Linked DNA regions of Homo sapiens: region 2 is linked to region 1. A link is a loop called in an ENCODE intact Hi-C map of the cell type or tissue named here. Cell type or tissue: ascending aorta. All regions are shown on one strand. Each heading gives the region's core, and the rest is flanking DNA. Links, peaks and the distances in the headings are about the cores only.

Region 1 (4,404 bases), core at 245-4,244:
TACCATGTGTTTCCTGTGAGGACCCAACTAATAAACTAATAATAATAATAATAATAACTAACACTTACTTTGCACTCTTTACATGCCAGGTTCTACGGGGTGCATTCACACACAAGCTGGTTCACTTTGTCCTCACAGTGACTGAACGAGATTGGCACTCTTTCTGTAATTCCCATTTTGCAGATGAAGAAACTGATCCTCAGAGAGCACCCCTGACTCCCACCAGGTCATACAGCTAGTAGCTAGCAGAACCAGCGTTTAAACCTCCTTGGCTTGCATATAGGATCCATGCTTCAGCCCATCTGTGGGGTTCCAAGTTATGACATGAGAATGGCTCAGGCTGGTGACTTTCCTAAGCAAAATGTTGGCAGTGGGATCCATGACACTATTTAGCTTTTATTATTCATCATTAATTGTAAGAGTGCATGTTCAATGTCACTAGCTGAGGTTCTCAAGCTTGCACAGGGAGACTTTCAATTAATCCACTAAAAAAGCTCTTTGTGCCACAACTAATGCATGCCTATTAATGTGTGATTACTGTAGAAGGCCCAGTGTTCTTTGTCTGAGACGATGTGAAACTGACCAGGAGCGGGGATGATTTAGACACAATCAGAGTGCATTACACAAGCTCATTTTCACGTTAATAGGAACAATAAAAGGCTTCTCACCATATTTACACCCAGGCCTTCTCATATTTTAGAATAAAAGCAGGTTATAAAAGAAGTTGTTCTACACAGCACATTTACTATTTTCCAGAGCTATCTGCAGCTTCCTGCAGTGCTGGCAGAATGCAAATAGCCCCCATAATTTGTTAGGGATTTTTAAAATACATGTGCAGTAAATTAGATTGATTAGTAGCTTTATTAAATTGTATGAGTCACAATTTTAGGATTTAATAACAATGCTCACATATTAAGAAATTGTTCTTTGCAAGGAACTGTTCTAACATATATATATATATATATATATATATATATATATATATATATATATATGCCTTAACTACTTCCATCCCATAATAATCTTATCATGTAGGTCATATTTTCAGCCCCATTTCACAGACAAGGAAACTGAGGCACAAAGGTGTTATTTAGCTGGGATACAGATGTACCACTAGGAGACGAGCACAGGTTTATGAGACAGACTTCAATATCCAGGCTCCTACCCTTTATGCAAATCTCCCATTAGGGCTTCCACTCACTTTATAGATATCATTTTTTTTTCAATTTGGCTACGCAAAAACTTCTGGACTCATGAGCCTGAAGGGTGAATTGAGCTGTGATTTCTCTCAAATGTGTAAGTGAAGTAACTCAGGAATGGAAAACCAAATACCGTATGTTCTCACTTATAAGTGAGAGCTAAGCTATGAGGATGCAAAGGCATAAGGATGACATAAGGACTTTGGGGACTCAGGGAACATCGGGAGGTGGAGTGAGGGATACAAGACTACATATTGGGTGCTGTGTACACTGCTAGGGTGACGGGTGCACTAAAAGCTCAGAAATTACCACCAAAGAACTTATCCATGTAACTAAACAAAAAAAATATCTATCAGTTTTTTAGTCTTATGAGCCTGCCTCTGGCTGCAGTTTCGTTGCCTTGCTATAATTTGACAGGCAATGCCATTTTTGTTAATTCCTAAATGGCTGGTAATTGGGATATTAATTCTTACTTTAGCCTGATGGTTATTTGCGTGTTTGGACATTTATTTTCCTTATCATTTCTACTTATAGTTCATGAATATTAGAGAATGCCTGGCCTTTTAATAGTTGAATTTTTAAATTCTTTATTTGAGATAAACACTATAATAAAGTTTTCTAAGTGTTAAAAAAACCCAACACAGAGGTACTGTCTTGAGTGAACATTCTCTGGCTCTCAGCATGCAGTGTACAGACCAGGAGCACACTGGCCAGCAGATGTCAGGAGTTCCTCATGGAAACCTAGGCTCTGGGCTCCGGACTGAATTCCGTGGGAGAGTAACAATAAACAGCTGGCCTGTGAAGCCCCTCTCCTCAAGGCCAAATCTCCCTCACATGACCCCAAGATACGATCAGGTACTTGGAGTTCTAGAAACACAACTAAGCCTAACCGGATCAAAGACAGGGCCTACAGCAGTGATGGAAATACTAAATAGTGGTTATATTTTTGTATCTTCCATGACTTGCATCTGATGAGCCCTAAATGTCTCAGGGAGGATGGCTTATAAATGCCGGGTGAGACAAATGACTCTCATGCTTTGCTTTTATGACTAAATTATAGTAAAAACAATCGACTCTGCAGGACTCCAGTTCCTACTTTTTCCTATTTGACCATTGTTCTGTTTCGATTACGAAAAGGTTAATGGTGATGGAGATATGTGTGACGATGCCAGTTACCATGTATTGAGTGCTCGCTAGGGGTTAATTGCACGTTGAACAAATATGAGTAGTTTCTATTTAATCCTATAGCAGTTCCTCATATATTTATTGTAAACAATTAAAAATACAGTGATATGGTTTGGCTCTGGGTTCTCACCCAAATGTCATCCCAAATTGTAATCCCCACATGTCAAGGGAAGGAGGTGATTGGATCATGAGGCTGGTTTCCCCATGCTGTTCTCATGATAGTGAGCGAGTTCTCATGAGATCTGGTGGTTTTATAAATGGCAGTTTTCCTGCACTCACACTTCTCTCTCCTGCCACCATGTGAAGAAAGTCCTTGCTTCCCCTTCGCCTTCCGCCATGAGCGTAAGTTTCCTGAGGCCTCCCCAGCCATGTGGAACTGAGTCAATTAAACCTCTTTCCTTTATAAATAACCCAGTCTCAGGTAGTATCTTTACGGTAGTGTGAAAACAGACTAATAGACATAGATTTAAAAACATAAAGCAGAATACATATAGAAGCATATAATCAATGTCACCCAAAATAACCACCTTTTGAGGCTAAACCATTTAGGTGCAAGCACATTGAGAATCATTCTATCTTCTCAATGATTTTAAACTTTTATAAAGTCTCTTTATCTCTAGTTGTACATTTTATCTTAAAGACTAATTTGTCAGATATTTTTCTGGACACAAAATCTTTCTTCGGTATGGCTTGCATAGTCTAATTTTTTCAATCTTCCTCTGTCTCTGTTTGAAGTGAATCTCCTATAAATATACATTTATTTTAATCCAAAGAGATGCTTATATTTGTTTTGTTAGATTCAGTCTCCTTATACGTAATGCAATTCTTAATATATTTGGGCTGTCAGCTTACTCTGCTTTTGTTTTTCAGTTTGTCTTGCCTGTTTTGTCTTTTCTTATTCCAAATTAGAAAATGTTTATTTACATATTTTCCCTATGAATTAGGAAATTATAAATAATATTACTCTTTCTAAGGGATTATCTTAAAGATTGCAATATGGATAACTGACATATTAAAGGTTACATTAATTGTGGCTTTTCTTCTTTTCCAGGAAAAAGCAAAAATCTTAGAATTGTTTAACTTCATTTATGCACTTTTTGAATTAAATGTCATTTTGCCATGCATGTTAATTCTGTTTATGTGTGCATTAAATTTCTCACATGACTATTTGTATTTGTGTTACTGTTTTATGTGGTCATTATTCATTCTGCATATTCACCCTTTGTGGTGATTTAATTCCTTCTTGGTTTTTTGTTATTGTTATTGTTTTGGGGTTCAGGGTGTGTGCGTGTGCGTGTGTGTGTGTGTGTGTGTGTTTTGGCCAAGATTTGGGATTATTTCATTCTTCCTGAATAACAACCCTTGATATTTTCTTTAATCTGGGTCTTCTGGTAACAAAGACAGTTTCTCTTTGTCTGAAATGTCTTTATTTCACTATCATTCTTAAAGAATATTTTTGCTGAGATACTTTCAATTATTTTGGTTGAGAAGTCACCTGTCAGTCTACACATTTTTTCCCTCTAATTGGAAAGATAACAATGAATTTTAAAGAACTAGACTTTAGTTCTGGAGGGACATGGCTGAGAATCCTGGCTCTGCTATAACTAGTGAGTGCCTCAAGCTTTCACACCTGTGAAATGGGGATAACAATATCTCCCTTGCTGTGATTTTGTAAAGATTGGAGATAAATTATTATTATTTTTTAGACATGTGGCCTAATGGGCACTTAAAATAATAACAATATTATTATAAATGTTAATAAGTTAATAACTTTCTTATAAATCCTTCTTGTTCAGAAAAACAAACATCTGTATAGCCCCTGCACATAAGAGCAAATGGACCAAATTTGATATTGTAAAAATGATCAGATTGGATATTTTAAAATTATTCTTACTACTAAATTCTTTTCATTCAAGTCTTGCTAACCCTTTTCTCTTCAATCTTTATCTCCACCATAAAAGCTCTCCTCCTGTTAATACATAAAGGGCGGAGTGTGGGCACCAGAGCACGTGCAGGTTCA
Region 2 (4,404 bases), core at 318-4,317, 100 kb after region 1:
CCTCCATCCTAATACCATCTCCTTGGGGGTTAGGATTTCAACAGATGAAACGTGAGGAGACACAAACGTTCAGAGGATAGCAGGAGCCTATCCCAGTCCTCAGGTAAAGAAAGCAAAGACCAGCCCAGGACAGAAGCCACTGGAGCAGAAAGAGGTTTCCCATTTCAGAGCTGGTAGGGAAACAATTGGGGAGAGTGGGAAACGCGTGGATCTCATGAAAGGACTGAGAAAGTTAGCATGTAGAATGGAGGCTGGGGCAGAGCAGTGAGGACGGGGGGGCTTCTAAGTTCCCGTCTGACTTCTAGTGTGATGGAGCGAGGGGAGCACATTTAGCACGTGGTTTTAACTGATAGACCTTCACATAAATTGCCATATAACATAGTGTGTGTGTATATGTATTTGCGTGCACGTGTACACACACATGTATATATATATATTCTCTATTGGTCCATCTTGTTCGTGGACATTTAGATTGAATCTGTATGTTGGTTATTGAGAATAAAGCTGCAATGGACATGAGAGAGGCTGATTTTATTTTTTAAGGGCATAAGTAGTCAGTAGTGTATTGCTGGATTCTGTGGTAGTGAGAGAGTGGGATGGTGGTTTCCAGGTGCAGGTGGAGAGTGAGACGTGGAAAAACGTTTGTCAAAGACTACAGTGTCTCAGTTCTGGACACCTAATATACAGCAAGGTGACTGTAGTTGACAATAACATATAGTACACGTGAAATTTGCCAGGAGAGCAGACCCTAAATGTGAGTACTATACACACATAGAAATGGCTACTTTGCCAAGTGATGTGAATGAGCTTGATGGTGGTGATGGTTTCACAGTGTATCCATCTATCAAAAGACCGCATTCCATTCCTTAAATACTTAACAGTTTTGATTTGTCAATTATACCTCAATAAAGCTTAAAAAATCTATTAAAAAATAAAGACAAGATATTAAAGTTGAGGCAAGAAAGAAGGGAAGGGGCCATGTGGGGAAGAAATGGTCATTTTCCTAGAAGGTGATTGGAGAAGAGCAAGGTGAACATTCTAGGGGAGGTTATTCCTGCCGTGAATAGAGCCACGTGCTAAAGGTGCCTGAGGGGTTGAGGTGGATCACCCCTCATCCATCCCGGGTCACTGATACAGGAGACAGGGGATGAAGCAGGTAGGAGGGTGAGGAGGAAGAGAAGTGCTGGGGACCCCGAGCTTTACTTGTAGTGATCACTGAGGGCATCATGGAGCTGCCTGGCAGAATCGAGACAGAAATTGTCTCTCCAGAGGGGAGTTGCATTCTGAAGTTAGAACAGAAGCCAAACATTGGATCTAATCAGGTACTCCTAGAAAAGTCAAGTTTTTGTGTTTGTTTTCCTAAAGATGAAACACTTTATGGGGTCCCCACCCAGTGGGGGACAGGGCAGAAGCAGTGTTACCAAAACACCAGGGGTTTGGTCTGGGTCCTGCTGCTCACATCACAGAAAGCCAATCACTGAGACGACAGTTATTGCCAAGGAAGAAGGCTTTAATCAGAAGATGTATACAATTTGAAGAGAAACCAGAGTATAGAGGAAGGCTTTAATCAGGTGCTGTAGCCAAGGAGATGGGAGATCAGTCTGAAATCCATCTCCCTGACTGAATCCTATTAGGGGTTTACATAGCAGAAATGTAGCTACATGCAGGTAAACAGGACTGATGGAAGGGGAAGGAAAAGGAATTGATCCACAGGAAGCAGGTGGTGGGTTAGGCAGTCGCGGTGGGCGAGGGCTCTGGTGTCTCATTATGCAGATGCTGAGACGTGGTGAGTTTCAGTTCCTTGATACTCTCTGGGAGGCCTGATGGTTGGTTTCCTCAGCAAGGAACTCAGATAGGAAAAATGTAACTTTCTCAACTTTCAAGACTAGGAGGGTCCACTTCTATGTTTATTCAAAGGAAACCATAAACATCAGTTCTGTGGGACTATTGGGTCTGTTTCAGTAGCAGGTGGATTACATCGAAGCCCCTGAATATAAAGCAGTTGGTTAACTATGCACAAGAATCACAGGCCGTGATGTGGGGTGTGGCAGTCAAACCAACCAAGACAGCAGGAATGATCTCTTTCCTCCCTCCACATCAACTCAGCCCAATGGGCATGGAGGTTCAAAGTCCTGTTCTAGTATGCTTTCTCTCTCCTTCTCTCTCTCAGTTAAAATGGCCCTGGTTACATATGTTTAATCATAGGATTCTCTGATGTGTTCCCAGAGCTCAGGGAAGAGTCTAAATGGTATCTTATCTACGGAGTGTTCTGCAAAAACTCTTGGAAGGGATACAGTTATCCAAAGGGATCAAACCAGCAGTAATGATGGTCACAGACCTTCGCAAGCCTTAACAAGCTTCAGCCTCGCAGACCTTAGCAAGGCCACTTCCCCAGGGGATGTAAAATCCATGCCAAGTGCCTGAGTCTCTGGCCTTGCAAGTCTTTCTAGTCTACAGTGCTTAAAGCCACTACATGCAGTTTTTCCCCGTGTTCATCTTCCAGTTACAGATTGGTTGTTCAAGAAGAAAAGTGAGATCATTTACCAAAATGGAAATAAGACAGAAAAAGCCTGGCAGCGGCCCCTCCTGGCTGCCCACTCTGCCCTCACCTCCCTGGGCTACACCCACATGCTCTCCAGGAGAGCACAGCGTGTCCAGGAGCCCACAGTTCCTGGGATAATTGCCATGCAGAGGCCCTGGCTGCTGGGCCTTTCTGAGAAGTTATTAAAAAAGAGAACACTTTGCTGGCTTCTGGGTTCAGATGGTTTATGTCAATTACATTATCTTCAGAGGAAAGAAAAGGTAATTTCACTTCAGTTTTCTGGCTTTACTGTGCTTTGATGAGTTCCAGAAATAACAGAGTCAGAACCCAAGTCTGTTAACGACTTTCAGAGACTCTCCCACGTGGCACCAAGTCCTGTCTCAGCCACCACCCACATCACTGAGTGAATGTGGGATTAACCTTCCCTGTGAGAATTTTGCTTGTTAATTTCCTGAGCCTAGGACATAAATTATTTGTATGTGAATTTAATCTTTTTTTAAAAACAGGATGAAACAAACAAAAACAAATCAAAAGGCACCTTTAGCACATGGCTCTATTCACAGCAGGAAAAATCTCCCCTAGAATGTTCACCTTGCTCTTCTCCAGTCACCTTCCAGGAACACGACCATATCTTCCCCACACGACTCCTGCTCTTCTTTCTCGCCTCGACTTTAATATCATGTCTTTATTTTTAATAGTTTCTTAAAGTTTTATTGAGGCATAATTGACAAAATTGTATGCATATAAGGTGTGCAATGCGTATTTTGGTAGATGGATATATCATGAAACCATCACCACCATCAAGCTCATTCACATCACCTGGCAAAGTTACCATTTTTATGTGTGTGTGCTACTAAGACTTAAGATATATTCTTGCAAATTTCAAGTCTACAGTACGTTATTATCAACTACAGTCACCTTGCTGTATGTTAGGTGTCCAGAACTGAGACATTGTATTCTTTGACAAATATTTTTCCATTTCTCACTCTCCACCTGCTCCTGGAAACCACCATTTTACTCTCTAACTACCATAGAATTCAGCAATCCCACTACTGAATACTTATCCCCCTAAAAATAAAATCAGCATCTCTCATGTCCATTGCAGCTTTATTCTCAATAACCAAGGTACAGATTCAATCTAAATGTCAGTGGACAGATGGACCAATAGATAAAATTATATATATATATATGTGTGTGTGTGTGTGTGTGTGTGTGTAGTGTGTTTATACATATATATATACACACACATAATATGTTACATGGCAATTTATATGTGAAGGTCTATTAGTTAAAATTAGAGTCAGCGGCTTGAATAAGATAAAAGTTCTCTCTCTCTGTTAATAAAGCAATTTTTTTTAAAAAAAATTATTTTTATTTTTTTGAGACAGAGTCTCGCTTTGTCACCCAGGCTGCAGTGCAGTGGTGCCATCTCAGCTCTCTGCAACCTCCGCCTCTGGGGTTCAAGTGATTCTCGTGCGTCAGCCTCCCGAGTAGTTGGGACTACAGGCGTATGCAACCATACCCAGCTAATTTTTGTATTTTTAGTAGAGATGGGGTTTAGCGTTGTTGGCCAGGCTGGTCTCGAACTCCTGACCTCAAGTGATCCGCCCACCTCAGCCTCCCAAAGTGCTGGAATTACAGGCGTGAGCCACCACGCCCAGCCTCATAAAGCAATTTAAAGTCAGGCATCTGAGATGGGTGGGAAGCCTTGAATGCCTCGAATGACTCAAATGACACACACACACACACATATATATAAAATTCCACATATACGTGGAATGTTATTCAGCCTTAAAAAAGAAGGCAATCCCGCCGTGACCCCGCTGGAGATTTTCCATCAGCCTTCATTGTCACCCGTTGCT

The links. A loop is a pair of places that touch in the nucleus more often than their neighbours do. Peaks named below come from ENCODE experiments on the same cell type or tissue, not always from the same donor. Only the 100,000 strongest peaks of a DNase experiment are listed, where the experiment ranks them.
Region 2: a loop joins it to region 1, with 2.8 times the contacts of the local background. A loop is called at or near these places in 5 of 110 quality-filtered maps.

Annotation. Positions count from the first base shown.
Region 1 is chr12:127,923,718-127,928,121 of GRCh38, reverse strand. The region is part of intron 3 of LINC00508 (long intergenic non-protein coding RNA 508); the gene reads left to right. The region is part of intron 1 of LINC00507 (long intergenic non-protein coding RNA 507); the gene reads right to left. Among named protein-coding and RNA genes, the nearest start is that of LINC00507, 11 kb to the right of the region's middle. In ascending aorta, for the core only: a CTCF peak has its summit at 1,919 (motif pointing right); a DNase peak (open chromatin) is centred at 1,931; H3K27ac peaks cover 555 bases.
Region 2 is chr12:127,821,368-127,825,771 of GRCh38, reverse strand. No RefSeq gene overlaps it. Among named protein-coding and RNA genes, the nearest start is that of LINC02393, 58 kb to the left of the region's middle. In ascending aorta, for the core only: a CTCF peak has its summit at 2,632 (motif pointing left); a DNase peak (open chromatin) is centred at 2,501; H3K27ac peaks cover 2,133 bases.